Linked DNA regions of Mus musculus: all the other regions are linked to region 1. The links are chromatin loops, found by intact Hi-C in ENCODE. Cell type or tissue: gastrocnemius. All regions are shown on one strand. Links, peaks and the distances in the headings refer to the core of each region. The heading gives the core; the rest is flanking DNA. Region 1 has its middle 20 kb from the start of Gm36297. Region 2 holds the start of Ivns1abp (influenza virus NS1A binding protein). Region 3 overlaps Swt1 (SWT1 RNA endoribonuclease homolog (S. cerevisiae)).

Region 1 (10,043 bases), core at 3,151-8,150:
ACAAAAGTGATATATTTGGTAACACCAGGAAGTGGACACAATGTAGCTGCTAAATGAGGCCCTCAAATGTTGACATGAGGGGAGTTCAATGTGACATGTTTAGTAGGAAGTGGGAGAGGGGAGGAAGCGAAAACAGACCAAAGTAAACATTAGCTCCAGATAAATGAAGAACAGCATATCCTCTGCAACGCCCGCCCCGCCCCGCTCCGCCCCTGCCCCCGCCCCCACCCCGTGAGAACAAGACAGTCAGCTCCTAAGGATCCTCTCACATTTCTATTGTTATTGAGTGCGGGTTTTGCTTTGGCACCTTCTGACGTCTTTTATTCCTGTTTGTTGGCCAAATCCTAGATAAATGTTTCAAGTTCCCACTGTCAGATCTCTTCAGCGTTGAGGATGACTGTTAAGACTTCATTTGAGACAATGCCTCACAGAGTTTCAAATTAGGTTGTGTTTAAAGCTTTAGAAGTTAGTCATTGATTGAGAGGCTGAACTCCTTCACTGTCTCTCTGCTTCACTCTTATTATTTAGGCTGCTTCCCACTTGAAATCAGGTACCTCGACAGTGCTCCACCAAAGTGCTCAGTGGGAAGGGATGGTGGCAGGGAACTCTGGGGACATAACTGGATGTGCTGTCAACTAATACGAAATCTTGGTTTAAGGAGACGTTGAAGCAAGTGGCGTCTGTTTCCCTCTCCTTCAACAAAAGAGAGGGGAAAACAAAACAAAACAAAAACAAAAACAAAAAACAAAAACAAAGATCGATTTCGAAATTTAAGCAGAACTAACTCTGGCTTTAGTCATGAAACTCCGGAATTGTCGTTTGAAGGGGGAAGTGCAGTTCATGTTTGATTTATTGGAACTTAGGCTGCTGGGTGTTTGACTTATTGGAACTTAGGCTGCTGGGCTTTGTTAAAGAAAGTGTGTCATCATGAAACTAACATCAGAAACCTGCAAACAAGACTGACTTGGGTATACATTGCAGTATATAATTATATAGGTACCTTGGCTCTATCTTAGAGGTCTGTTGTAAATAGTGTAAAAGACCCCTCCCAGCCCAGAATGCAGCCAGTGCCCAATGAGTTCACACCCATCACCATGAGAAAGCTGGTACAGATATGAGGCGACGTGGCTAGTACACCCAGTGCCTGCTCTCACGGCTCAGTTTCCAGTATGTGAAAGGAGAGCTTAAGATTTATCTCCTCCACATCTTTTAATCTTCGGAAAATCAATTATGAATGCAGGCTCTCTGAATCCTTTCTGCTTTGACGGGATAAACAGTTTTATTTTCTACCATGTATGTTTCAAAATCTCGAAGTGACAATCTCATTCATCACTGTAAAGCACCTCTATTCCTGGGATTAGTCCCTGTCATAGAGGTCTCAAATGGTGTTCATTTCATCAAGTATTTACAATGTAAATTCATAATTGAATAAGACAGACATACGTGTGTTTGAAGACTTATAAAGTACACAACATGGGAAGCCGGGGACTCTGACAGAGGAGGAATCTTTGCTTGTCCTTGGATTTCCCAAACCAATTGAATAGAGACTACTTTTGTTAGGTGATGTCTGCTTAATATGGCAAGGCTGCATTTTGGGTTAAGAACCCATGCTCGTTTTAAAAATTCTCTTTCTCTTGCCTTTTTTCGAGGCAGAGTTTTACTGTATAGCCTGACTGGCTTGGAACTCACTATGTAGATCAAGTGGCCTCAAATCTCAGTCTCCCAAGGAGAGTTTTTAATAAACCCAGCTTAAAAAATTATTTTTTAAATGTAAGAGTTCACGGAAAAAAAAATCCGAGTCTTTGAGAATTGATGATAGGTTAGGCTCATGGGGTAAGGAGAGGGTTAGAAGATACTGGAAGGGAGACAGACAGGAGGACAGTGAACTCTATCCATTGTGGAAGGAGCAAAGGAGAGGAAGTCACGTGACTTCTGGTTTACCCAAGTTCATTCACTCGGTCCCCTGCCCTGTGTTTACCTTTAAATCAGTTCACCTATTTGGTCTCCAGTTTTATCCTGTGTCAAATGGGGTTGGCAAGGCAAGATGTCCTTCTAGGGTGTTATCTAGGCTGACTAAGTATAGTCTGGGCTTATTTTGTTTTGAGAAGTAATGGATAACATTTTTGTACTTTGGTGGAAGGATGATGTATAAGTCAGTCTCACCTTTATAAAGCATTTTAAAAAAATGAAGGTTCTTTTGCAGTGGGAATAGTATTGTTTACTATGATTTAAAAATGTTTGTCTGGCTCTGTGTGTTAAGATAAAAACTAAATCAATAATGTTTTTAAAATGATGGCAATTATTTTAGGTGGACAGAGCAACCCATAATTTCATTGCTACATTTTTTTTTTTTTTATGTTCGCTCGGCTTTCTGGCAAACAAATGGAATGAGTCTTTAAACCACTGAGGAATTAGAAGATGCCTCACGTTCAGTGGCTAACGGGAATCACTCCATAAGCCCACAATTGTATCCCACTAATGCATCCTGTTGAGTCAGGTTAGCGCAGTCCTGGGGAGGCATTGTCGCTCTGCACACAGCTTTGTGTCAGGTGGTCGACCTCACTGTGAACTGTGCTGCATTGCTTTCCTGAGCTTGATGGACTTAATGGCCATGACGCGGATTGGTTGACAGAGGCAGAGAACAAAAGAGATTTCTGGAAGGCATTAGCGGCCCTGAATAAAAAGTATGCACATTACTGGATTGTTTTGGTAGTAAGTGATCATGAGTCATTGTTTATAAACTCACTTGCATTTGTTACACAGAAGAGAAGTGCTTTGGTAAAAGCCATAATTATTCTGGAAGATACTCGCTCATCATTGTAAAGATACTGCCTCACAATGCCGGCGCTGTTTGTAGTCAAATGTTATGCTGATACTACAAATAAGTATTTTTCTACCTGATAACTTGCTTTTGCCCCTTCCCTGTAATTTCTGGGAGTAATAAAGAGTACTTCCTGCAAAGCAAAATTCTGTCCCCCCTGAAAACAACTTGGCTATACAAAATGTGAGGTCTAGTTTCCAGAGCAATAAGAGCTTTGAAGGAGTTGGAGGATAACATATCAGCCTTTACTTTTAACGATCCTTAAGAGTGCAGAATATATTTGAATTCAGAATTCTGTAGCAATTCTCATTTAGCGTTCATTCTTTGACGCTGCAGTCGCCAAAGCCTTCTGACTTCCTTCAGTGTTCACAGCCTTCATCTAGACTTGGATTCACCAGTTCTGTATATGTGCCCCAGAGTCGGCATATAACAGTGTTATATATACAGACTCACTCAGACATAAGGAAGGTTGACGCTGTTTGCAGAATAATCGGTGGAACTGAGGAACATCACGATAAGTGAAGTAAGCCATTCCTATAAGAATAAATATCGTGTGCTTTATCTTCTGTGTGAAATATCAGGTAAGAATAAAAAATGAAAGCAAAAGGGGGGAATCGTTGAGATGTGTGAAGGGAAAGAGGAGAGAACATTTTTTCAGGTGCTTCTCGGTATTCCTCAGTTGAGAATTCTTGGTTTAGCTCTGTACCCCATTTTTTTGTGGGGTTATTTGATTTTCTGGAGTCCATCTTCTTGAGTTCTTTATATATACTGGATATTAGCCCCCTATCTGATTTAGGATTGGTAAAGATCCTTTCCCATTCTGTTGGTGGCCTTTTTGTCTTATTGACGCTGTCTTTTGCCTTTCAGAAACTTTGCAATTTTATGAGGTCCCATTTGTCGATTCTCCATCTTACAGCTCAAGCCATTGGTGTTCTGTTCAGGAATTTTTCCCCTGTGCCCATATCTTTGAGGCTTTCCCCCACTTTCTCCTCTGTAAGTTTCAGTGTCTCTGCTTTTATGTGGAGTTCCTTGATCCACTTAGATTTGACCTTAGTACAAGGAGATAAGTATGGATCGATTCGCATTCTTCTACATGATAACCACCAGTTGTGCCAGCACCATTTGTTGAAAATGTTGTCTTTCTTCCACTGGATGGTTTTAGCTCCCTTGGGAAGGATCAAGTGACCAGAGGAAGTTGGATGCCCTGGATCTGGAGTCATGGATGATTGTACACCACCCAACTAGGATGCCGGCAACGGAACTGGGGTCCTCTGAAAGAGAAGCAAATGCTCTCAAACGACGAGCCAACTCTCCAACCTCTGAAGCCCTATTTGTAATATACCTTCCCGTCTGAGATGCTATTATTACTAGATCCAGGCCAGACCGTGATCCAGGCTCACTAACAGAATGCGTGCTCTTCAGTTTTTCATCGGAGAGTTTCAATCTTGAACTTTTTTGTTTGTTTGTTTGCAATACAATTTCAGTTACTGTACGTAGAGAACAGAAGGCCTGAAAGGGACCGGGTGGCCTCAACTTAACTCAGCACCATCCGCTTGACAACCACTTTCGGCTTCTAGAAATTCTCACAAATGGTTTCGTAGATTCAGGCCTTGATCCAGCCACCGTTCCAGGAAAAAACAAATAACCTACGTGAAGCTTAAGTGCGGCTTTTTCAGCACAGGCCCTAAGATAGGGCTTGCGTTAGGGAAACAGAAGTGCGGAAAGACAATTAGCATTTCCTGCCTTTTGGCAGAACAACTCAGTTTGTAGAATAAAGCCCTGGAAGAGGAAAACAAGCCTCTTTGACCCCAACTGAACTTCCTCGTGCAATTCTCCCCATGGGGAGGAGAGTCAACTGGCAACTTCTCTGTAATAGTGGAAGGCCGTGAGCACGAGGCTCCTAGCATTTGGTGGAAAGAGCAGGTGTGCACACCCACGCTGTGGGAAGGTCATACGTGCTGAGAGGCATCCAGTGGCCTTGCCATCCCCAAAGAGTCTTCCTCTATTACATAACATTTTAACAAGGCCTCAGTGAGGACCCAAATAGCATTTCATTTGCCTGCCAAGGATCCATCGCTAGGATACCGTCCATCCCATTGCTTCCAGCAGAGTAAATGACAGTTAGTTAGCAGTTTCCACCAGCCGGTTGAGGCAGCCCACCGAAAGCCTAAGACCCTCAACCATTCCCAAGTCAAGTCCTTTGCTGTGACTTGCTCGAAAGTCTTCACTCAGCTTAACTGTCCCGCTTCTTGCCTTTCCCCTTATCTGGTTCACACTGGCCAAGGACCGGGGTAGGGGCTAGGGTACTGGAAAAAAAGAAAAAAGAAAAAGTGCTAGATGAGACATAACTGCAAGCAAGACAGGAGTCTATAGGACTTGTTACTTAAAAAAAAAATATTCCTTATGGATCAGAATAGTGAAATCAATGTTACAAGCCAAGCTGTCAAATTCAGTTTCTCACCTAAGGCTACACTGACACACTGAGTGCTGCATAGATGTCCCAGACTCCATCTTCCTTGCTGATTGGGTTCAAATTGGTCTCCTGTCCCACCCCTGGGCTTAGCTATCAAATGGAAACCCTTCCCTGTATACACTGCTCTCTGCCGTCCCTCCTAGGCTGCCATCCTGAATTCCAACTAACTCGTTTCAGTTCACTGGCTCTTTGCTCCTGACTGTAGCTTACATGCCAACTTTATCTTCTTTATTTCCTATTTCCTAAGCTTGGTGGCTGAGTCGGAACCCTCTGCCACATATTCACTTCAAAGCTACTCAGTCTTGCCTTAATACTCTCCCACATGGAATTAGAGAGGCCGCTCTTCACAGTGAGCTCTTGGCACAGGGCTTGTCACACAGAACAGTCTAACGACTGGTTCACTGCGCTACCTCGGCTCTTCGCACTCCGTCTGAGCCACGGGTTTCACTTGCTCTCTGCTCTGACCCTGGGTATCCAGCTTGCTCCACAGATTTCCTTCCTAAGTGTTCTTGGTCCTGGAATTCTAGCCATACCCAAGCCCTTATTCACTTCATCCAACAGAGGAGTCCACACCTCTACCTGCCAACTAGATGGCCATGACTGGACAGTGAACCCCACATCCCATTACCCTGGATTCTTTTAAACAGGCTGATATTCCCTTGTACCAGATCTTCCTTAGGAAAGTTGGCTCTGCCACAGCAGTGCTTTTGACATTTATTCTGGACTGTCTCCCTTTAGCTAACGTGTCCACACTCACCCCACCCCCACTCCCCATTTCTTATTTTCAGTTTGACTTTTCCAGGTACCATTCTAATCTAATCCCTCGAACCTGGCTTATTTCTGGTCTCTGATTGCTGATTTTTGGCGCCCTCTTGTGGATGTTGGCGGGAGTTTTCCCTTTCTATGAATCCTGCCCAAGTCAGTGCTGTCCCACCTCATTTTTCTTTTTTCATTAATTAATTTATTTATTCACTTTACATCTCGATTGCACCCCTATTCTTATAAGTTCCTCCCCCACTATCCCCTCCCCTCCTCCTCAGAGAAGTTTCTGAGTATTACAAATAAAGCCGCTATGAACATAGTTGAGCAAGTGTCCCTGTGGTGTAGGGTGGCATCTTTTGGGTATATGCCCAGGAGAGGTATAGCTAGGTCTTGGGGGTAGAACTTTTCCAAATTTTCCAAGAAACTGCCAAATTGATTTCCAAAGTGGTTGTGCCAGTTTGCACTCCCATCGGCAATGGAGAAGTGTTCCCTTTGCCCCACATTCTCGCCAGCATGTGCTGTCGCTTGAGTTTTTGATCCTAGGTGTTCTGATGGTATAAGATAGGATCTTATAGTCATTTCATTTGCATTTCCCTGATAACTAAGGACATTGAACTATTCTTTAAGTGTTTCTTGGCCATTAGAGATTCCTCTGTTGAGAATTCTCTAACTTTAGACTCTACCTTTAAAGTTGGGTTATTTGGTTTGTTGATGTTTAATTTCTTGAATTCTTTATATATTTTGGATATTAGTCCTCTGTCAGATGTAGAGTTGGTGAAGGTCTTTTTCATTCTGTAGGCTGCTGTTTTGTCCTATTGATGGTGTCCTTTGCCTTACAGAAGCTTTTCAGTTTCATGAGGTTAGTTTTTGTAAAGTCTTTAATCAAGATATATATATAAAATGAAGGTATCCATCTTTAGGATTAAACTTCATATATATATATATATATATGGTATATTCTTAGTTTCAGATAGTAAAATTATAAATATGTTCTTCTACAGTGTAAACATTTATTATTTAAAGCTTGGTGTTATTTGCCTTTCAAGCATATACAAAGGTAGAAAAATTATTTAGCCAGTTCCTATCCATCGCCAATTTTATTCTATCTAAACTCTCTTCACCTCTCTGAATTGTCAATATGGTATTTTGAATCCAACTCCAGACTTTGTATTACTGTGTTGGTAAATGTTTTAACATGTATTTTAGCAGATGCCCTCAGTTTCAGTAAAAAAAAAAAAGTACATAATTTCAATATTATCATCTCACAAAAAATCATGATAAATTCATAATATCTTAAAATATCCATGTCTTAGTCAGGGTTTCTATTCCTGCACAAACATCATGACCAAGAAACAAGTTGGGGAGGAAAGGGTTTATTCAGCTTACACTTTCCACACTGCTGTTATCACCAAAGAAAGTCAGGACTGGAACTCAAGCAGGTCAGAAAGCAGGAGCTGATGCAGAGGCCATGGAGGGATGTTCTTTACTGGCTTGCTTTCCCTGGCTTGCTCAGCCTGCTCTCTTATAGAACCAAGACTACCAGCCCAGAGATGGTCCCACCCACAAGGGGCCTTTCCCCCTTGATCACTAATTGAGAAAATGCCTTACAGTTGGATCTCATGGAGGCATTTCCTCAACTGAAGCTCCTTTCTCTGTGATAACTCCAGCTGTGTCAAGTTGACACAAAACTAGCCAGTACAATCCATTTGTCATAGGTAGCTTCAGTTGGCAAGTTGACACATCTGGAAAGAGGAACCATCAACAGAAGATTGCCTTTTCTTGACTGGCCTGTAGACATACTATGGGGACATTTTCTAATACTTATTTAACATAGGAGGGCCCAGCTACTATGGTCTTTACCTTTCTTAGGTAGGCAGGTGATTCCCAGATTGCATGAGAAGGTGTCTGAGTAAGCCAGAGGAAGCAAGCCAGTAAGCAGTGTTCTTCTCTAATCTCTGCTTCAGTTTCTGACCTGGCTCTCTGATATCCACAGCACCCTGCACCAGAACAGCGTATACAGTTTGCTGCACTGTCCCTGTTCCAGTCTAAGAATTATGCAGAGCGTTCCTCATGCAGTGAGTGCTCCACACCGGAACCATTACTTTTAAAAATGAAGGTGGGTTTTTATCAAAGGAAGCTTTTGGGTGGGCGAGGAGGGAAACAAGATAAAGAAAGAGGCATAAGGCTGAAGCCAGGGAGGACTCCCAGGCTGAAAGTCGGACAGGATTCCAGAAAAGTCAGGAAGGACTCCAGGAAGCTGATTTTGTTATGGGATTCAGAGCTTAAAGACCAATAAATCCACCGTCAGGATTAAACTTCATTTCTGGGGGCTGGATTGCTTCAGATGAAATTTAAGCTAGCTATTGGCGATATAATGATCATGTATTTGTGTATTTTATAGTCTGCTAACTTGTGTAGTGGCTTTGAAATCTTGATACTTATATTAGAATTTTATGTAAGCAACATTTCTTTTCTAAAAGAAGTTTTTATAAACCAATCATGAAGTTTTCTTTTTCTTTTTTTCTCCACTAAACACATGCTGCTGGACTTTTTATTTATTTATTTATTTATTTTAGATTTCTCTTAAAAGTCGATTTAGGATCACACTTCTTTGAGGAACCTATTAGGCAAACTTGTATTAACATATTAACTTTTTTTATTACTTTTGAAAAGTGTATACATGTGTACAGTGAGACTGATCACCTTACTCCTGCTCTTTCAACTCCACCGTAGCCATCTCAACACGATAGCCTCCCAATTCCATGCCTTCTATTGTTTTTCTATGATGGTAAGTGCAGTTAGCGCTGCTGGTCCACACATGGGTGTGGGGCCATCCACTGGAGTGTGGAAATCTAATCAGTCGTTTATATCACATCGTGCAAGGCACAGAAGACAGGACTCTGGTAAGCGGCTACTAGGGGGCGGAGTCCTTAGATTAAGTTAAAATGTAAGGACTTCTGTGTGATATGAAGCTGAACTTTCTGCAGCTCTGTTGAAATGGAAAAGATTTGCCTTCAAAAGGACTTTCGAAGAAACAGATGGGGAAAATCCTAACCATCCAGTTTGTAAGAATCCTTTCGCTGTTTATTTTCCATGGGCAGAAATTCTTTTTTTTTTCTCTCTACCTAAAAACATATCAGTGCTCAAAGTATGAATGGCTACTCTGTAAATTCAGCTAGCCCATGTCAATCTATAAGGTAGTTGCAAAACAGACCAATCATAAGCCTTGTGACATACACAGCAATTCTGTCTATGAAGTAGCAATGCACGTGCTCTAATAATTCCCGATCATTACTATTGATTCGGCGGTCCTTTGGTTTCTCTCCGAAATTCTCAGATGGCAAATTAGACCCTGGAACTTCATGTCTGTCTCTCTGAGCACAATGCCCACTCCGTTCCCCGGTCCACAGGATTCTCTTTGGTTTTAAAATATGTGTTGATTCAGAACGATGAGATTAGATTACTCCGTGAGTAACGGTGATCACTGCCAAACATAATGACCTGGTTTCTATTCCTGGGACTCATGTGGTAGAAGGAGAGAACTGGTTCCTGCCATTTGTCCTCTGACCTCCCGTGTGTGCTGTGGTACACACACACAAGCACACGTCCATGTGCATGCATGGGTGCATTAAATACATGTTAAAAAAGGAATTTAAAAAACCATATAGATTTGTTAGTTTTCAAGTGTTGCAGTGTGAACCGATTTACAGAACATTGTCGAGGAGCTTGGAGTCTGTGCTAACGTGGCAGGGAGTCCCCAGTCACGGCATATCAGAAAGCTTATTACAACTCCCGTTCTTCCATCCTGTAATTACTATCATTTCTCCATCTCTACCCATCCTCGTTTTTACATTACTAATATACATTATAGGTTTGCCAATGATATAATGCAGAAGTTAGGTTGGAATTTAGACATACTTGAAGCATGTGTGTATACTTGTGGCTTTGAAGTTCTTTCTTCTATTACAAAGGAAATAAACTGCAGAG
Region 2 (10,043 bases), core at 1,822-6,821, 310 kb before region 1:
CTCCTGGGGACTCAAAGCCTTCTGGTCTCTGCAGGTACTTTCCCTTATGTGTAGACCACACACATACATGAATCTGTTGTATCAGACACTGTCAATACACCACTCTAATTCCATTTACTCTTGGGAACACACACTATCTTGAAACTGATCTAGTTTATGCCCAAGCCAGAAAGGTTCATGTCAAGGCCAAGCGACAGTTCTGTGTAGTGATCTGACAATGTAAGTAATGCTATTTAACATACTATCAAAATTAAACATACCCATCAGAGATGTAGCATTTTATGTAACTTGATTTCCCAATACTATCTTGTCATCATCATCATAATCATCATAGAAAAATATACAAGTAGCTTAAATACAAAAATATTGAATGGAATCTTCACTGAGAGAGACTGTCAGTCAAGAGGACAGGTTTTCCTTCCTTGTTACCAAAAGGTCAAAACAACATGCTCACCCAAGATGGGAAGGGACTGAAACTCTAAATCTTGGGCCTAATTAGATGTTTTGTGATAATTTCTACATCCTAACCCCTCAGAACACCTTGCCAGTATACTACTTTCACAATGTGTAATACGCTACCTGCTTGACTCGGTCCATCTTCAGCTTCTTGGCTGCAGAATAAACATCTTTTACTAATTCCTTATCAGCTTTCAACCTATTTAAAAAAAAAGGGGGGGGGGGGGAGTTTTTGTAGTTATGACCAGGCTTTTCACATCCAGACACTCGGTACTTGATGTTCTGGTTCATTTGAAGGCACTCACTGAGCCGTGTATGCATAATTCAGCAAGACTTCAACAGCTTCTGGATTGAGATCATCCAACTTCACATGAGAAACTCCATGAGGGTCACTGTCACTATTGAAGATTTCAAATAGATAGGGGCTACAGCAAGCCAGGACTGCCCTGTGTGCTAGCATCTCATGGCCACAGACCTGAAATAATGAAAACCAAAATGAGAAAGAAGTCTTGCTGACTATGCACTCAACATACCAGCTTCCTCTGTCTCACAGTTCTAGTTAAAAGTCATCTCACCGCTAGAAAGTTGGCTCAATGGTTAAGAGCACTGGCTGCTCTTCCATGGGACCAGCACCTACATGGTAGCTCCTAACCACCTGTAAATCCAGTTCCAGGGAATCCTACCCGTCTTCTCAACTCCACAGCACTGCACACATGTGGCATGTGGTACAAGTCATACATGCAGGCAAAACACCCATACACGTAAAAAAATAAGATCTCAAAAAACAAGACAAAACAACAACAACAAAAAACCCCCTAGTCATCTCATTAATTGCCTGTTTAGGGGGTGGGGGCACAACTTATGGTTTTATGAGTTTACTTTTTTAGTAACAAAAGGTCATGAATTAAGTTTTAAATACCTGAAGTCGAACATCACAGAACTGCCCACTCTTCCTCAAGGCATTTAATTTGGCAACAGATGATTCAATAAAATTTTCATCTTCAAACATCAAATATCCATTGGGAATCATTTTTCCTTATAAATTTGGCTAAACAGAAAAAAAAAAGAAAGCTAAGTTATTTTACATGTAAATAGTTCTTAAAATTTTTCAAGCAGGGTATGGTGAGTCACACCTTTAATCTCAGCACTTGGGAAAGAGGCGGGTAGATTCCTGAGTTTGAGGCCTGCCTGGTCATACACAAGACAGTAAAGTCAAGGACAATCACAGTACACAGTAAACCATTGTTTCAAAAAAGAATGTTATGTATTTTTCAAACATACCCAAATTCTATCCTACCAACACACCAAAACATTTATTGCACAAAATCCTAGCTCAAACAACACTGGTCCAGGATACGGATGACCTCAGCCTGACTTTGATCCTATGACTTTGTAACCATCACCCAGTAGTGAGCATCTCAACAACCTAAACCTGGTTTCCAGGTCAAACACGCATTCCTCCGGAAGGAAGGAAAATGAAATCTTTCTCTTTCCAAACCTATACAGCAAGCGGCTTAAGAGAGGCATGTAGGGATTTGGCTGCTGTCCATCCGTTACTCTCAAAATTAAACCAATGTTCACTTGAGACATCTCATATAGCCCAGTCTGGCCTTCAATTCAGAACCCAGCTGAGACTGGCCCTGAACTCAATCCCCCTTCCTTATCAGAGGCACATACTCCCAGCCCTGGAAAACTAAAATTCTTTGTAAAGACACCATTTCCTATATACAACACTGGGAACAGAACCAAGGGCTTCAAATATGCTAGGTAAACACAACCACTGAGCTACATCTCCAGCCTATTGTTCTCAAAACAAGTTTTTAACTTAACTTATAAACCAGTAACTTATACTAAATGAGTAAGAGTAAGAGATTCAGTTTAAAGTAACTTAAAAGTCAGAATACACAAAAAGGAATACTAAAGGAGGAAAGAAAAAAATCAAATTTTAATTAAAAAATTTTTAAAAATGATAAAGATGCTTGTTAGGTGCCTGCAAGATGGGCACTAAACAGGTCGTGTACTTACCACCTTGCCTGAGGACTTGAGTTCAAGACCCAAGGACCCACAAGGAAAAAGGAAAGACCGCCCCTTCCCCCACCCCACACACTGTTAAAAAGAAAGTTTTCATAGCCAAATGGTTAGGATCTCTCTGACCATTTAAACATTGAGATAGAGTCTATACTCAGTACAGTTTTCAGAAAACCCGTGTCTTTAAAAAAATGGTATTTATTATTAAGTTGGGGAAGCATGCCCCAGCCCTAGGGTGTGTGGAAGTCAGAGGCAACTTTGTTTAATTCTTCCTTCTACCAGTGTTCCCAAGGATCAAATGTGCGTTGCCAGGCTTCTGCAGAAAAGTGCCTCTTCTCACTGAGCCAGCTCACACCCCAAACAAAGTTACTGCTAAATATGCAGAATATTCACTTACCAACAATTACTGAAGAGAAATGTGTCACTGAGAACGCAAATGATCCAAAGACAAAGAAGGAGTGTTGAAACAAAGCACTTCGTTACAGTGTGAAGAAAGGTGGCTGACTGAAGGGAGATGTCTTAGGCTTTAATGGTGGTTCCAAAACTAGCAGGCTTGAAAATGATGTAATCAAGTCCTTAAAAGCTATAGACATGAATTTCTTCTGTGATAATCATGCATCATAATCTGTAAAAATAGCATATCTAAGTTAGATATTTGGAAGAATCAGTCTGCCATTCATGTAGGTAGAATAGGTCATATAAAATAAGTTATTCTTTGAGGTAAAAGGCAAAAAATATTCACATTACATTAAGAAAACAAACTATTAACAACTCCTTTTTATTTAACATACAAGTACTCAGTGATTTCTTTAAAAAAATCCTTTCTTATTATTAAAGAAGGATATACTAGCCTAGGAAGTAAAGGACAAATATAAATATTAACTGTAAAAGTATTTACTATTAGATTCCAGCTACCATGAAAACACCCGATGTTTGCTCTAGGAGCCAGGAAAGCACCTTTGGGCACTCCTCCCAGACACATATATGCTATAAGCCAGATACCCCACTGCCCAAGGTGTGCTTGGCATTTAACCCTGCCCTTGTTTCATGCTGCCTTTCTAGCTGGAAAATCCTTAAGGCGACTCCTGACAGGTGAACTCCTTTAGCTGTGGAGCCTTCGCCAGTTCCCCGGGCCCCACACTCAGAACCTCTCTGAAGTCACGCACAATTGTCCAGAACTGCTGTTCTGTGCTCAGCTTCCAGGCCGATCCTCTGCCTTGGTCATTTTAAAGGGCAGCCTGTGTTGCATGACCATCTTAAAAACAAAAACTGTATCAACTCTATTACACTGCTATGATGTTGATTTCTTCTGCTTTATAATTTCTTATCTTTTCTTACAAAACTAGTTTTAACAAAACAAATGTTCTCTGAAAACAGGTAATCCCATACCATGTACATACAGAGACCATACTGGAGATTTATAAACATTCTAAACTTGAGTTCTGCCTGTACATGTCTGTTTATCATGTATGCAGTGCCCTCGGAGGCCAAAAGGAGGCAATGAATATGCTGGAATTGGAGTTACAGTGTGACCAGCTACATGATGCTAAAAATTGAAACCTGGGGCTGGTGAGATGGCTCAGTGGGTTAGAGCACCCGACTGTTCTTCCGAAGGTCCAGAGTTCAAATCCCAGCAACCACATGGTGGCTCACAACCATCTGTAACAAGATCTGACGCCCTCTTCTGGAGTGTGTGAAGACACCTACAGCGTACTTACATATAATAAATAAATAAATCTTAAAAAAAAAATTGAAACCTGGTCCTTTAGAAGGTGAAATATTTATTATTTTGATAGCTTGGATGCTCTAACTTAGATTTATTGGGGTAGGAGTAAAATTACTATAGTCTTTAAGAGAAAAACTTTGTAGAGACTGTTTGGGGTAATTCTGGCATATGCACTTGTACAATATGTACACTACAATACTGCTTTCAATTTTGAGAAATAAGGTCTTTTTATTTAATATCTGACTTTCTGCTTACTACAATTTTAACATATGAAATGGGCACACAAGCCAATATCCCTAGCACTTAGGAGTGAGATGGGAAGATTAAGAGTTCAAAGCCCACTTGAGTTACATAGTAAGTTTCAAGGCTGACTGAGGCTACATGAGACTGTCTAGCAAAGATTTTAATATGAATTTCGCCTTTATCAGTAATACCTACCCATTGTTACAACTCTAAAAAGCTAGCCAAGTCCAAATGACCTTTAAATTAATACAAACTTGTTTTTAAAAGTTCATGTTTACTTTCATTAAGATAAGCTTGGGTATATCAGATGCCTTCTGGACAAAATAGCCACACTACATAAAATTTTTTTAAAAACTTAAAGTATTCTCAAATTTCATGTTTCTTATTTCATATATAAAACTTATGCACAGTAACTAATGATATTTTAAAATGGGGGAAATTTTATCTTTCAAAAGCCAGACCAAGGCTCAAACATCCCTAAGTCATATAAGAATATAAAATGTACTTTTTGTATTTAAAATACTGTTTGAGCCAATCCATTTTTAACACTGAAACTGGTGTGAAAATGAATATATACTGCTAAAGACATTTCAGTTCCTTAGTGTGGTTGGTAGAAGAAATGGAAGACAGGGGACTTACTATTTGGTATTCAAGAGTTACTATAGCCCAGAAGATTAGCCTAAGTGAAATATAATCCAGCGGGTCTTACAGAGCTGTGAGAACAGCGTATCATTTCCCACCCTCTGCTAAGCAAAAGGAAACATCACATTTTCAAACATTGCTAAGGTAAACCACAAATATTTAAGTTTCAAGGTAATTTTTTCCAAAGAAGTCAATCACTTAGTAATTTAAGAATTCCCTCCCCAGTGTTGGACTAAACCCAGGGGCTCAAGCATATCAAGCAAACACTTAACCACAAGCTACAGACACTTGTGATTCTAAACATGGCAGACACATACTGGAATAAAAAAACTTAGAACAAAATGGAGTTAGCTCAGTTTCTGCAGCCTTAGATACCGTAGAGGCGGATAAAGCAGAGAAACCGGCTCAGGCAAAGAGGAAGATAAGACATGGCAGCACAGAGTCCAGAAACTGTGGCTGTTTTGGTTTCAATAGAAGGTAGACTGCAGGATGCACATGGTACACGGTGAAGCGGAAATTACCAACTTATTTTAAGGTTTAAACAATGCTAAGTATGGAGACCAGATGAAGGTTTGACAAAAGGGTGTTAGAGAAGGTGTGGTGGGGGCATGCCTGGAAAGAACATGGAGACATTTAATGAAGATTAGACACACCCATGCTGACTTGGTCTTCAACTAAGGCGCTGAGTGAGGGCTGAAGGCATCTTAACATGGGCGCACCACTATCAACATGCCACTTTTAGAATAAGAAAGAAAAAAGAAGCAAGACTGGGATGTTCTAATGCTGAGGTACTTTTGGATATCCAGGCTGACATCAGAAGTGTAAAGAGTACTGTTACAGGGCTAGAAACATTAACACAGTGGTAACTGAACCAGAAATCACTCCAATAATACTTTTAACACCAACAGAAGGTAGGAATATGCTCAACCTTCAAAAATTCCTACCTGCAGCATCTGACTATACCATCAAACTGCTAAAAAGCTAGAAAACAAAAACAAACAAACAAAAACCCAACCAAACAAACGAACAAAAACAACAAAAAACCCTCTGGGGTAAGTCACATTAATATCACTGGCCAAGACAGTCAAGAAACTTTTTTGAAAAACTAAATTTATATGGCACTTAAAACATCCAAACAAGAAATGCAAAAACAAGGTCAACCTCCCACCAATAACTAAAATAAAGCGTGAAATGCTGTCTTTGGAAAAGACAAAGTTAGAAGGCAACTATAAATTAAGACAAAGGCTACAGAAATGGGAATCTATTAATTAACTCAAGATTTCACTAATTAGGAAATCAAAAGAAAGCCACCCCAGGCCTCCCTGCAAGGAAGCCACCAAAGTGTGGGTTTGATATAATGCCTGCTAGGTGGCATTACAGCATATTGGTTTCAATCCAGTTCTACCCAGTCAATGTTTACATCCAGGCTTACAAATAAGTCCTTTAACATTTTAAAGATATTAAAGACTTAGCAGGATTCAACCTGAAACTATTTTCTTAGTTATTTTTTTCCTAAGTCAACCACTGGTGTTAAAATTAAAGAAAATATGGCTAAGGTGATTTAGTCCGTGCGGCTTGTGTGCTCTTACTTCCAGAGCTATGGTGTATTGCCAAAACAGGAGACCACAACAAAACTCCTAAGAACTTGATATCTGGGTGTTCTAACCTCCACTACTGACAGACATTAAACAAAACGTTGCCTTTTAGGCCGTCCGACTTCTTTTTGATCGAAATGTTTGCTCTCCGGAATCATTTATCTGCAACTTATTGAGGGAAAGGCGGAAATATTTCTCAAATTTGTGTGTGTGTGTGTACAGATTTCCTTACGTTAATCTCCACTCTGACACTCCCCGGTGTCTTATCAACGAGGTCCTTTACCCAAAAATAGAAAAAAAAAAAAAAAGGTGATCGGACGAAAAGCCTGCTCTCCACCTATTTCTTTCAGAGAACATGGAGCCTGTGCCCCGGCGCGCCGGGGACCCCGCGCTGCAAGGCCTGGGGCGCGCTCTCGGCGGGTACAGCGAGGCACCCGCACACCCCCGGCCGCGATTGGCCGCGATTGGCCGGCGGCGCAGTCACTCAGAGCTGACACGTCAGGGCAGCCGCTCCCTCGCTCCTCCCGCCTCCTTTTCCCCGCGCTTGGCAAGAAAAGCGGGCAACGTGGAGCTCGAACAAAGGACCCCGTGGTCCACGGCGACCAGGGACTCCGTGCCACCCCACGCCTAACCCCTGGAACCGATGCGCTCTGAGGGCGGCTCTGTGTCCCCACGCGCCGGCCGCGGGGAGTCTTAGCCCGGAGAGCCCCAAACCGCAGCCGGCACCTCGCTCCTGACAGCGGGAAACGATGTCTACAGTCCTCGGTGGCCGCCGCTCTCATCCGGCGGGTCATCCCTCCTAGTCCTCCGCCGGGCCAGGTCCCGGGGACCCTCCGTCACCCAGCGCGGAAGCCTGACGATCCCCGCCCCGGCGGAGGAAGGTCCGGGACCACCGCGCTCTTCCCCCGCCAGCCGGCAACCGAGCCGAATGCGGAGCCCCGCGATGCCCGTGTCTCCCGGGACAGCGGGACGCTCCGCACCACCACCATCTTCCCACCCCGCCCTCTCCCTCCCGCGGCGCCCGCGTACAGCGCGTTACCTGGGTCATCTCTGAAGAGATGGCGAAATTCATCTCCAGAGCTTCGACGGGCTGCAGGCGGAAGGCGCTGGAAGGGGCTCGGGGCGACCGGGCGGGAGGCTGCGGGCTGAGGAAGACCAGTGGGTACTCGCGGGAACTCGCTCGCCGCCACGACGCGCCCAGCACCTCCGAGCGACTGACCGACCTCCACGCGCGTCCCGAACACACTGCCACCGCCGCCGCCGCCGCGCGCGCTCGCGCCGCACTCCCTCGCACGTCACCACGTGCGCTGCCGCCAACGCCTCCCGGCCGCTTCCGGCTCTGATGCCTGAGCGAATCACAGGCGAGCTCCCGGGAAGATCCCGCTCTGAGGCTCCGCCCCCGGACAGGGCCCCGCCCACCTCATAGCTCTTTTCCTCAACCGCCCCCTCCTTCCTTCTCGGCTCAACTAGGTCAGCGCAAGGTGATCCGGGAGAGCGGGGCGGCGGGGACCGCTCCTCCTGTTACTTATCGAGCGCGCGCTCCCTCCCGAGCCTCACACCCTCGCTTCGCCCTTTTTTTTCCACTGTCCAGGAACTGGTTCCCTCCTTCCTCTTCCACCTGCCCTACCTTCTCCAGAGATCCGACGTGGCGATTAGAGTTCTCAGCGTCACACTGACTTCTAGGCAACTAGCCTAGACTGGAGCTGCGTGTTGTGGGAACCCCGCGGCAGTAGTTGAGCATCAGGCTCTTACCTTGGAGGTGGAGGGGTGAGAAGAATGGAGGAAGAAGGGATAAGTCAGAGGAGGGCCTGAACAACTAGCCCCTCTATTGGCCTGCTTTGGGTGAGCATTCAGTGAGTGTGTTTAAAAAAAAAAAAAAAAAAAAAAAAGGTGAAAGAGATATTATCGGTGTGCCATAAAATGCGTGTTCACTTCTACTTTTTGTCCCCCTCTGGTATCAGTTCCTGATGTCTCGACTTCTTTGGACAAAGAAAAGTAGCTTGGGGAATTGTTAGTCCCTATCTCTACCCCCTGGGGCCTTTTAACCCAGGAGCCAAGCCCAGTCATCCACCCACCTTGCCCCTAGGAGGCAGGCAGTTGTTTAGGTCAAATGTGATTTAAGCTGGGCTCCACTTCTTCATATGACTCTGAAGCACATGCTGGGAAGTTTCCTTGATTGAAGATGAGGGGATTTGGTGAGATTATATCCAAAGGTCTATAAAGTATACACATAATCGAGTTAGGTAAAGGTTTCCAGATTAATGCTTATACTGGTTTATAGAGGGCGCTTACACAGTCTAGACCTGACTTTGATCATCCCGCTTAATTTGTAGCCATTTCTTGGAGCTCTTTGACAATGCTTCCTACCCTTCTTTAATGTGTTAGCGGGTAGGAAATAGAAATTGGGAGGGGGGTCTTCATTACTTTTAAAAAATAAGATCTTGTGGCCAGGAGACGTTTCTTTTTTGTTGTTGTTTCACAAAAGGAGGAAGTAGAAACTGAGCTGTCAGCTAGTATGATTATGTGTCTTAGAGAAACTGGCATTTGCCGTCCAGCTTTTCTCTTTGATAGCACATTACTTTTGTTGCAAATGACACTATTAGGGACCTGGATTACTGAGCTCCTTCTGGCAGTGAGAGAATATGAACTGCCCACTTGGGACAGGCACATGACTGGCCTGCCGGACACATGGTCCTACTTGCTGTACACTAAATAGCGTCTTTGTAATCTGGAACAGTCAACACTCTCTTAAAGCGACAGTGTGATCGGAGTCAGTGCATTTTGGCCTTCAGTATTTCCTGCTCTATGAATCCTGGCATAATTTTACATAGTATCTGTCTTTCAGGCATCTCAGTATGTATAATAGCCACTGACACTTGGAAGTGAGCCATAAATGATTATTTGCATTCTTTGTAATAGTAACAAAGGACATAATGTTGATCTCGGGGCGGAGAACATAGTTTAGCAGTAGAGTGCTTGCCTAAAGCACCAGGGTGCTTGGGTTTCATCTCTAACACTGTAAACACACAAACACATTATATACACAGATTTTCTAAGACTGATCATTATTAATTTATTTGGGTGTATGTTTTATGTCAGATAAGTTGGGAATTGGTGACAATAATCACCTTTGTTGTTTCTCTTTGATCATGCTTCAGATATTGTCCCATACTGAATTCTGGCCAATGATTTGTTTATTCTCAATGTACTTAATTCCTAGGGCTAGTGTAACAAATTATCACAGACTGTTTTAAGAGAAAGATGTCTGTGTCCAGTTATAGGAAGTTAAGTCTGAGATAAAGGGACTAGTCAGAGGTTCTTTCTCTAAGACTAGGGAAGGATCTGCCCCAGGC
Region 3 (10,043 bases), core at 2,250-7,249, 350 kb before region 1:
CCTGCCCTCCCCCACCCCAAAAAAAAAACCCAGAGATAACCTCCTCTTGTAGTAGTAACACCCGACACTTTGTTTTAAAGAAGTACCACCTGCGAAAGAGACTCCTAAGGAAGGAGCTGCAAATTCCGGACTGTCCATTCTACTGGAGCGGATCATTTGTGATCTTGAAAAATGCCTTGGGACAGCTTTATCTTCAATATTAGAAACAGAAATGAAAATTGCTTTTGGAAATCTTTGGATGGAGGTACCTATTTAACTGTATTAGTTAAGATTTCTTTCTATTATTGATGATTTGTTATCTTAGAATGATATTTGTGAAAATTAAAAAGCTTTACAATAATCTATATCTCACATTTTCTCTAAATGTTATAACTTAAAACATTTTGAACTGATTTTATGTATCTATTTTGTGTTTGTGTATGTATGTGCACAAGTTTGTGTATGTGTGCAAGCATGTGTTTGTCATGGTGGTCCCGTGGAAGTCAGGACAAGTTGGCAGGAATTGGTTCTCTTTTTCTATCATGTAGGTCCTCTGGATTAAACCCAGGTTGTCGAGCTTGGTGGCAAATGCCTTAATATGCTGAACCATCTTTTGATAATTATATGATAAACATTTTTTAAAGGTTAGGACTAAGCCAGGCAGTGGTGGCGCACACCTTTAATCCCAGCACTTGGGAGGCAGAGTCATTTCTGAGTTTGAGGCCAGCCTGGTCTACAGAGTGAGTTCTAGGACAGCCAGGGCTACACAGAGAAACCCTGTCTCAAAAAAAAAAAACAAAAACAAAACCCAAACCAAAACCAAACAAACAAACAAGGTATATTTAGGAAAATTAAGGAAGAAGAGGTACTTTACGTGACAATGTGTTTTTGTTTTAAATTAATAGTTATTCTTTTTTTAAAAAAAATTAGCTAATAGTTATTGTGCATATACTATGAATATTTGATACATTGGTCTCCTAGAGCTTAAATTAAATCCTTAGAAGTCTTGCACAAGGACTAGGGATATAGCTCAGTTGGTAGAATAGTTGCCTACCATGCATGAAGCTACAGGTTTTATTCCCAATGCCACATAAACTGTGTGTAGTGGCACATGCCTATAATCTTAGGAGTTAAAGGTAGAGGTAAGAGGATCGGTGGCTCAAGATCATCTTTGGCTATGTTGGAGCTTAGGATACAAGAGACCTTGTTTCCAAATAACAAGTAGTCAGTACTTCCCTCACTCAGTTCAATTTGGTCAAAATGTTTGACAAAATATATTTTACAGACTTTTATACCATGTAAATATGAGAGTAAACATGATCATAAGATATTTTGAATTTCTTTAACTTAGTATCTTTTCTTTTTTTTTTTTCATTTTTTAATTGGGTATGTAGCTCATTTACATTTCCAATGCTATAACAAAAGTCCCCCATACCCACCCACCCCCACTCCCCTACCCACCCATTTCCCCTTTTTGGCCCTGGCGTTCCCCTGTACTGAGGCATATAAAGTTTGCAAGTCCAATGGGCCTCTCTTTCAAGTGATGGCCGACTAGGCCATCTTTTGATACATATGCAGCTAGAGACAAGAGCTCCGGGTTACTGGTTAGTTCATAATGTTGTTCCACCTATAGGGTTGCAGATCCCTTTAGCTCCTTGGGTACTTTCTCTAACTCCTCCATTGGGGGCCCTATGCTCCATTCAATAGCTGACTGTGAGCATCCACTTCTGTGTTTGCTAGGCCCTGGCATAGTCTCACAAGAGACAGTTATATCTGGGTCCTTTCAGCAAAATCTTGCTAGTGTATGCAATGATGTCAGCATTTGGAAGCTGATCATGGGATGGATCTCTGGATATAGCAATCACTAGATGGTCCATCTTTTTGTCACACTTCCAAATTTTGTCTCTGTAATTCCTTCCATGGGTGTTTTGTTTCCTATTCTAAGAAGGGGCAAAGTGTCCACACTTTGGTCTTCGTTCTCTTGAGTTTAATGTGTTTAGCAAATTGTATCTTATATCTTGGGTATCCTAAGTTTCTGGGCTAATATCCACTTATCAGTGAGTACATATTGTGAGAGTTCCTTTGTGATTGGGTTACCTCACTCAGGATGATGCCCTCCAGGTCCATCCATTTGGCTAGGAATTTCATAAATTCATTCTTTTTAATAGCTGAGTAGTACTCCATTGTGAAAATGTACCACATTTTCTGTATCCATTCTTCTGTTGAGGGGCATCTGGGTTCTTTCCAGCTTCTGGCTATTATAAATAAGGCTGCTATGAACATAGTGGAGCATGTGTCCTTCTTACCAGTTGGGACATCTTCTGGATATATGCCCAGGAGAGGTATTGCGGGATCTTTTCTACATTTAAATGAAACACCAAATTTAGCCAGCATGATTTTTTTTTCTTAATTTAATGTTTATTTCAAGTTCACATTTGTAGCTAGGAGAAGTGTTACAGCCTGTTAATTGTAGCTGAGGTATTTATTCCAGCTACTCAGCAAGATTCTAAACTTACCAGTGTGATATGTTTGCTACCTAATGATCAAATGCTGATCCAAAAATAATAGAGAATAATAAAAACGATCTTGGAGGATTAGTATAAATTGGATCTTTCATAGAAATATGGAGGTTTCAGAAAAAGGCATTGACATCTTCCTGAATTATTTACAAATATCTATATTTATTTATAAATATATCTATCAGTTTTCTATAAGTATGTCTTTGTAAGTGTAGGAAATGATAATACTGTTTGATTTTCCCCCCTCTGGTAGTCTGAAGTATTTAGATTATTTTGATTACGGAAAGGACCATATAGGAAAGTAGATTGAAAGGCTAAGTGGTTACTAAGTGGCACTTGTTCTTGCATAGAACCCAGTCAGGTCCTAGCATTCACGTGGCCACCCACAACTGTAACCCCAATTCCAGGGAATCTGATGTTTTCTTCTGGCCTCTGAGGGGACCAGGGACACACATAGTACACAAACATGCAGAAAAACTCATACACATTTTAATAAGCACTAATTTTTTAAAAAGTAGGTTGAGGTACTATGCTTCTTCACTAATTAGAGTTTGCTTTCTTTGTGTACTAAAAAGTTATGAAACTAAAGGTTACTAATATGAATTCTATAAAATCAGTCTGTGATAGACTTACAGTTTAAAATTGTGATTAGCACTTCTTACTTTAAAAATAGTCTGACTAGCTATATTTCTATTAGGGATATGTATAGAAGTTCCTACATTGGCATGTTTACATAATAGGTAAAACAAATCAGTAGATAATGATTTTGTAACTTTCTAGGTGCTGTATTTGAAACCACCATGGACTCTAATAAATCTATTACAGTGCTTTAAAAAACATTGGCTGGCTGTATTTGGATTAGTTATGGAAAATAACTTGCTTGTAACTGTTGAGAGCCTATATGAAAATCTCTGTAAAGGTATGAGTCTTTCATTTTCTTTCACAGTAATTGGTTAAAGTATTAAGTGAATCTAGTGTGGTGGCACATGCTTATAATCCAAGCACTTGGTAGGTGGGGGCGAGAGGATCAGAAGTTAAGGTAAACTGCTATTATATAGTGAGTGCAAGGGCAGCCTAACTATATTGAATTCTTTCTAAAAAAAAAAAACCAAATAAACAAGTCAACCAAAAATGGGCTGCAAAGATGGTTCAGTAGGTAAAGTACTTGCTATATAAGCGTAATGACTGCTGTTCAGATCTCAAGAGCCCAGAAAAGGCTGGGTGTGGCAGTGTGCTTTAATCTAGTGCTTGCGAGAATTCAATATATAGTTTAGGATGACCTTGAACCCATGTTTTTTCTGCTTCCCCTTCGTGTGCTGAGATTACAGGTGTGTACCACCATTTCCAGCTTTTAAATCGATTTTAAATTAAAAAAATAATGATGTATAATGTTGCTTACTGTCTTTGAATAGCAGTGCCCATAGTTCTTCCATTGTACATGGGTATGACTTCAATACTTCAATATACCAAGCTTAATTAACGTCCTTATATCAATTCACGGAGAAATGTTTAAAAATGACTGGTTAACTTTTGACTTTGTTTCTATATGAGTTTTTTGTTTTTATTATATATAGAATTTATTCTTATTTTTCTTTCCTTCAGAATTTTAACAAACACTATTTTTCTCTTAGTTTTTTTTTTTGAGACAGCTTCTAGTGTCTCAAATGTTAGATTTGAAATAGCTCAATAGCTCAGCTAAATAGCTGAGGCTGGCCGTAATCTTCTCTTTAGCCTCTCAGGTGCTGAGATTTTCAGTGTGCCAGCGTAACTATTAATAAAGCCTTTTTGCTGAGATTTGAACTCAGGACCTTCGGAAGAGCAGTCAGTGGAGCCATCTCACTAGCCCCTAGAATTGTTAAATATTGCTGGGTGTGGTAGCACATGACTTTAATTCTAATACTTGATTACAAGGCTATATAGCAAGTGTGGTCTATATACCAAGTTGCAGGCCAGCCTGGTTACATGTGAGACTCTGTCTCAAAATATAAAATAAGTATAAAGTAAAAAGAATTACTGAGTAATTATTAAAATGTCTTTTTAAAAAGGACTTTATTATTTTTATTTTATATGGATATTTTGCCTGGTCATTCTGTACATAAGCATGGATGCCAGAAGAGGGCACCAGATCCCCTGGAACTGGAGTTAGGGTTGCTGACCACAACATGGGTGCTGATAATCAAATTCACATCTTCCACAAGGTGCTCTTAACAGCTGAACCATCTTTCCAGCCTTTAAAATTATTTTAAAATTCTACCTGACTCTTCAGAATCTCATAAGCAGATTCTTATATGTGATACACAGGGACGCTTTATTCATTTTTAACTCACTTAGCCAAGGAAAGAAAGCCATGTTCAGATGTAAATATAATAGTTTCTAGAGGTGAGGGTATAGGTCAAATAGTGAAGTGCTTCCACATACTCATAAGGCGCTGAGTTCAATCCTCAGAACTTCTTTAAGAAAGTTAGGTGCAGTAGTGTGTATTTGTATAGAAGGACAGGAGAGAGGACAGGAGAGGGGACAGACGGATCTATGGGGATTGCTGGCTAGCTAGCCTAACCTAATTAGAGGAGCCCCAGGCCAGTGAGGGATCTGATTTAAAAGCACCTGTGAGGAAAAACACCTGAGGTTGGTGTGTGTTTGTGTCTCTGTGCGTTTGTCTGTCTGGCTGTGAAAACAGCCTTCAAATCTATGAATATTAAAACAGAAGCAAACCAAACATTAACACATGAAGATTTTGCCTTTGGAAGCAACTACCTATCATTATGCTTCAATGATGAAAAGTATATCTTTTCTCTCATTTGTTTTGTGATATTAAAATTTACTTTATTTTGTTTTTAAGTGTTTTTTGTTTGTTTCAGGCAGTTTTTCACTATGTAGGCAAGTCTGGCCTTGAACTTGTAGCAATTTCCCTGCCTCTAAATCTTGAGTACTGAAATTATAGGCATGCACCTCTATGTCTGGCTTTTTTTTTTTTTTAAATAACTTTAGACCTTTGAAATGATTGTCCCCAATAACTTGGTAATTTAGTGGAAATGTTTGAGCTTAATGAGAGAAAGCTATTATGGTAGGTTATCTTACTCTATAGGAGGAAAATTCTATTTTCTTTTGTTTATTATTGTTGTCCAAAGTTTTTGTTTATTAGCTGAACTTTTATGTACAAAGAGATAACATACTATTTTTAATAAATCTTGTTTTATATATGATAGAATTTCAAGTTGCTTGCCTCTTAACATATGACACTCACTCCTCTGTAATAGTCATCTGGATGTGAGACAGTTTCATCTTTGAAAACTCTGTGCTTGGGTTTTTTGTTTAGTGATTAATCCTTTTTACTGAAGACTAGAACATTCTACTTTTCTTTACTTTGAAGCTGACTGTGTTCAGGGAGCTAGAATCTGAATACAGAGTACCAGAGTCAGTGTGAGCTTTGTCTACGAATGTGTGCAATTGTTGCTTTCTACACCAGAGAGACATAGTTTTGTAAATGCCTTCTCTGATTAAATTGTAAAATTAATACTTGATTAGTGTTTCAAGGAATTGTTGTATACCCGTTCTTTCATATTTTCCTTAATTTTTCTCTTACCAGCAAATAAGGCAGTGGATTTTACAACAGTGAAATTCTTGCTTCAGGATTCTAAAAGTTTGTTACATGCCTTCAGTACAAGGTCAAATTATGATGGAGTTCTTCCCCAGACCTTTGCTCAAGTAAACAAACTACTGCAAGTACTCGCAGAGGTGAGACACCCATAGATTGTTATTTAGATAGCTCATCACAAACATTCCAAACATGAATTTAGTGGCCAAATATAAAAGGATTCTATGACTTTTACTTATTCTAGTATTCTAAAGGCACTAAGTAAATACCAAGGACATTGAAACAGAGGCAAGGCTTATCACAGGCTATGGAACATAGACCTTCTATAGAAGTTGTATCACAGTAGTTGTTGAAGGATTTATTTACTTATTTATTTAGTTAATTTATTTTTTTTGAGGTAGAATTTGTGTAGATAGTTCACCTAGTCTCAAATGCACGCATTTTTTCTTTTTAGGACTTTATAGTATAGAGATTATGGATATATATCACTACACACTTTAGATTTTATTTTTTTTTCTTGTTGAATTTTTTATTTCCTTTATGGACAAGAGAAAGTTGTGCACACAAAGAAGAGGGGCTAGAGAGATGTTGCTCTTGTTAGAAGATGTAGGTTTAGTTCTCAGCATTTATATGGTGGCTTAAAACCATCTTTAAATTTAATTCCAGGGGTTTTGACACCATCTTCTGACCCCTTCAGGTGCCAGGCATGCCCCTGGTATACATACATGCACGTAGCCAAATACTCAAACATAAAATAATTTAAAAGAACAAAAAAGTAAGTTTTTTAGATTTTTTTTGAGACAGGATTTCATGTAGCCCAGGCTAGCCTCAGATTTACTATGTAGCCAAGGATAGATAATCTTTTTTTGTTTGTTTGTTTCTGTTTTTTGTTTTTTTTCCGAGACAGGGTTTCTCTGTGTCCCTGGCTGTCCTGGCACTCACTTTGTAGACCAGGCTGGCCTGGAACTCAGAAATCTGCCTGCCTCTGCCTCCCGAGTGCTGGGATTAAAGGCGTGCGCCACCACGCCCGGCATCAGGATAGATAACCTTAAGCTCCTGATCCTCCTACCTTCATCTCCTGAATAGTGGGATTGTGACTGAGTACTATCACTCTTGTTTCTGTAGTGCTGGTTATCTAATCCAGAGTGTCAGTCAACTGAGGTACATCCTGAACCCTAAAATATATGTTACTGAGAATTGTTTGTATAATTCATTTAGATTTGATACATGCCTGTTTTTAAAAAAAGGTCATTTGTTTTATGTATATAAGTACACTATAGCTGCCTTCAGCAGAAGAGGGCACTGGATGCCATTATAAATGGTTGTGAACCACCATGTGGTTACTAGGAATTGAACTCAGGACTTCTGGTAGAGCAGTCAGTGCTATTAACCACTGAGCCATCTCTCCAGCCCTTGATACATGCCTTAAATATTTATTTATGTCTCTAACTTAAACAATAAATACATTATTTCCAAAATACAATATCTTAATTGAACTTGAAAAATACTAGGTGTAATTAGTTTTCACTAATTAGGTATCCTAATTTATCAATACTGTTCACCATCTATTTGCTTCTGAGAAACCTAAGATGAAACAGTGAATTCGTACCATTTTTAGCTATCTCTCTAAGAGGGTGGAGGTAGAAAAGGATGAAAACATCCATGTCTTATTAGCTTTCCAGACACCAAAAAAATGTGATGAACCACATGTTAGAGTAATTCAAATCAATTTTGTTGATTAGGTTTAGATTTTACATGTTAAAGATCCTGACCTGTGGGTTTTTGTTGCTGTTTCATTTTTTTGCCTCTAGTACTTCAAATTCTTTGAATCTTTAAACTGCCCCTACTTGTAAAATAAGTACAGTAATAATTCTTAGAATTTCCAGAAGAATGAGCTAAGTTACTAAAGAACTTAGTACCTAGCAAACAGAGCTATGTGTTTATTTAAAAAAAGAATGAAAGAAAGCCCCGCTTGGATGACTCCGCTTGCATGACTTTGTATATACTCTTGATTTAAGAACCAGAGCAAAGGAGAAATAGGTAAATGCTTAACTCTAAATGTTTATGGTAATTAAAACATTATCTGAGTTATAGGTATAGCTCAGTGGGAGAGCTTACTTATCATGGACAGAGCCCTGAGTTCCATCCCAGCATTGCCACAAACATTAATTTCAGGAAAAAAAATATAGGTCCATTATGTATGCTTATTAATTTAATATAATTTAATATAATCAGACAAAATGATATCATCTCTTTTTGCTTTCTGTCCCACAAAATAGAGAATGGTAAAACCTGTGCACCTGATGTGGGGTTATAACCTCCTTTATATATTACTGAGAATCAAAGCTTTCTATTTCTTAATTTCCTCCACTTAAAAATCTAAATTGCTTCTGTTGCATAGGGTTTTGGTTTCTAGTACTGGATATTCATGAGAATTTGGTGAGCTAATATAAAACCTTTAAGGATCTATATATAGCATATTTGCATAAATAGTAAGTTACTATCTATTGTGTTAAATATTTTATTTAAAACATAAAAGTAGTAAGACATGAAGTTGAGTTACTGATTAGTTTTGAACTCATCCTTTTATTAACGTGGAAACTTAACCCTAGGGAAATGAAGTATTGTTTTGTGTTGGCCAACTCTGCCAAGGCATTGGAGTCAACCTTAAAGTGTGGTTAATACATCCAGTGAGACTCTGTGGAGAAGACTAATTTTGCCTTTATATGAAGGTATCAATTGCAAATAGCTTCTTGGTTAGGCATGAGAGCCCCTGTCCACTTGACCCTCCTAGTCCTCGGACCCCATCTGTCTTAAACCTGTACAGGCCTTGTGTGTGCTACCAATGTCTCTGAATTCATGTGCTTCAATCTTGTGTCTGCAAGACAGTTTCTTTGGGATAATATATCAACTGTGGCCCTTAAAGTTATTCTATCTCGTATTCCACATAGATCTTTAAGCCTTGAGGGGAGGGCTTTGATGACAAAAATCCCATTTAGGACTGAGTACTCCAAAGTGTCTCACTCTCTGCACATTGTCCAGTTGTGGGTCTCTGTTATTTCCTGTCTAGTGCAAGAAGCCTCTCTGATGAGGGCTGAGCAAGGCACTAAACTATGGGTACAGCAGTATGTCATTAAGCATCATTTTATTGCTGTTGTTCTTTTAGCAGAATGTAGTACTAGGTATTCCCTAGGCTCATGACTTATCTAGTCTCAGGTTCTTGACCACTTTAGTAGTATCAGAGAAGGTTCCATTTTAAGAGTGGGCTTTAAATCCAATCAGAAAGTAGTTGGTTATTCCATAACATTTGTGTCCCCATCGTGCCAGTACATTGTAGCTGGGAAATGCTGATTTCCTTTCTCGTCTGCTAGCATGCAGTGTACCTTCCAGTCCCGTGAGCAGTGGTCACTTGTAGCGAAGGCTCTAGGTAGGCACCAGCTCTACTTCTCAGTGGTCTATGGTATCTGTGAATGTTGTCTTCAGCAATAGGGTTTCCATGGAGCTCCTTTGACCAACAGTTGAACAAGATGTAACCCATTCCTGGCATTGGAGATTTTACATTGTGGCATAAGATGTGGTATTGTCTCCCCGATTATTTGGTGACTCCGTTTAGATTCCTTTCATATATGTATATGTTTGAGGAAGCTTCTGCAGTAGTAGCTTTCTATATGGATTCAAATGGCTCTTAGTGTTAGGAATCCCTCTCCAGATTTCCTTCTTTATCCTTTTCTTCCATCCTCCCTACTTAATTATCCTATTTTATGTAATTCTCTCCATAACAACATAGTAAACAGTATTCTTAATTGACATTCACATGTTAGGTAAGAAAGGTTACTATGGTAAGTAGGTCGAGCAGTATTTGATTTAAATAGAAAAGGAAAATATTTTTTCTAAGTCTAATACTTTAATAGGAATATTCTGTATATATGAAAGAAAGAAAGAAAGAAAGA

Evidence for each region. Hi-C counts contacts between places; a loop is a spot of excess contacts. Peaks named below come from ENCODE experiments on the same cell type or tissue, not always from the same donor. Only the 100,000 strongest peaks of a DNase experiment are listed, where the experiment ranks them.
Region 2: it touches region 1 in a loop (2.9-fold over the local background); 15 of 42 quality-filtered maps call a loop at or near these places.
Region 3: it touches region 1 in a loop (4-fold over the local background); 11 of 42 quality-filtered maps call a loop at or near these places.

Annotation. Positions count from the first base shown.
Region 1 is chr1:151,031,288-151,041,330 of GRCm38, reverse strand. No RefSeq gene overlaps it. Among named protein-coding and RNA genes, the nearest start is that of Gm36297, 20 kb to the left of the region's middle. In gastrocnemius, for the core only: a CTCF peak has its summit at 6,186 (motif pointing left); a DNase peak (open chromatin) is centred at 6,160; H3K27ac peaks cover 1,741 bases.
Region 2 is chr1:151,342,442-151,352,484 of GRCm38, reverse strand. It overlaps Ivns1abp (influenza virus NS1A binding protein), which reads right to left and starts at 7,987. Exons shown (of 15, transcript NM_054102.2): 1 at 7,730-7,987; 2 at 2,882-3,109; 3 at 1,376-1,504; 4 at 762-931; 5 at 580-655. The coding sequence starts at 1,486. It also overlaps the pseudogene Gm10138. In gastrocnemius, for the core only: a CTCF peak has its summit at 3,953; no DNase peak of the experiment used is centred there; H3K4me3 peaks cover 1,797 bases; H3K27ac peaks cover 2,334 bases.
Region 3 is chr1:151,384,810-151,394,852 of GRCm38, reverse strand. It overlaps Swt1 (SWT1 RNA endoribonuclease homolog (S. cerevisiae)), which reads left to right. Exons shown (of 20, transcript NM_025819.4): 13 at 81-244; 14 at 3,279-3,417; 15 at 6,085-6,233. Among named protein-coding and RNA genes, the nearest start is that of Swt1, 39 kb to the left of the region's middle. In gastrocnemius, for the core only: a CTCF peak has its summit at 4,604 (motif pointing right); no DNase peak of the experiment used is centred there.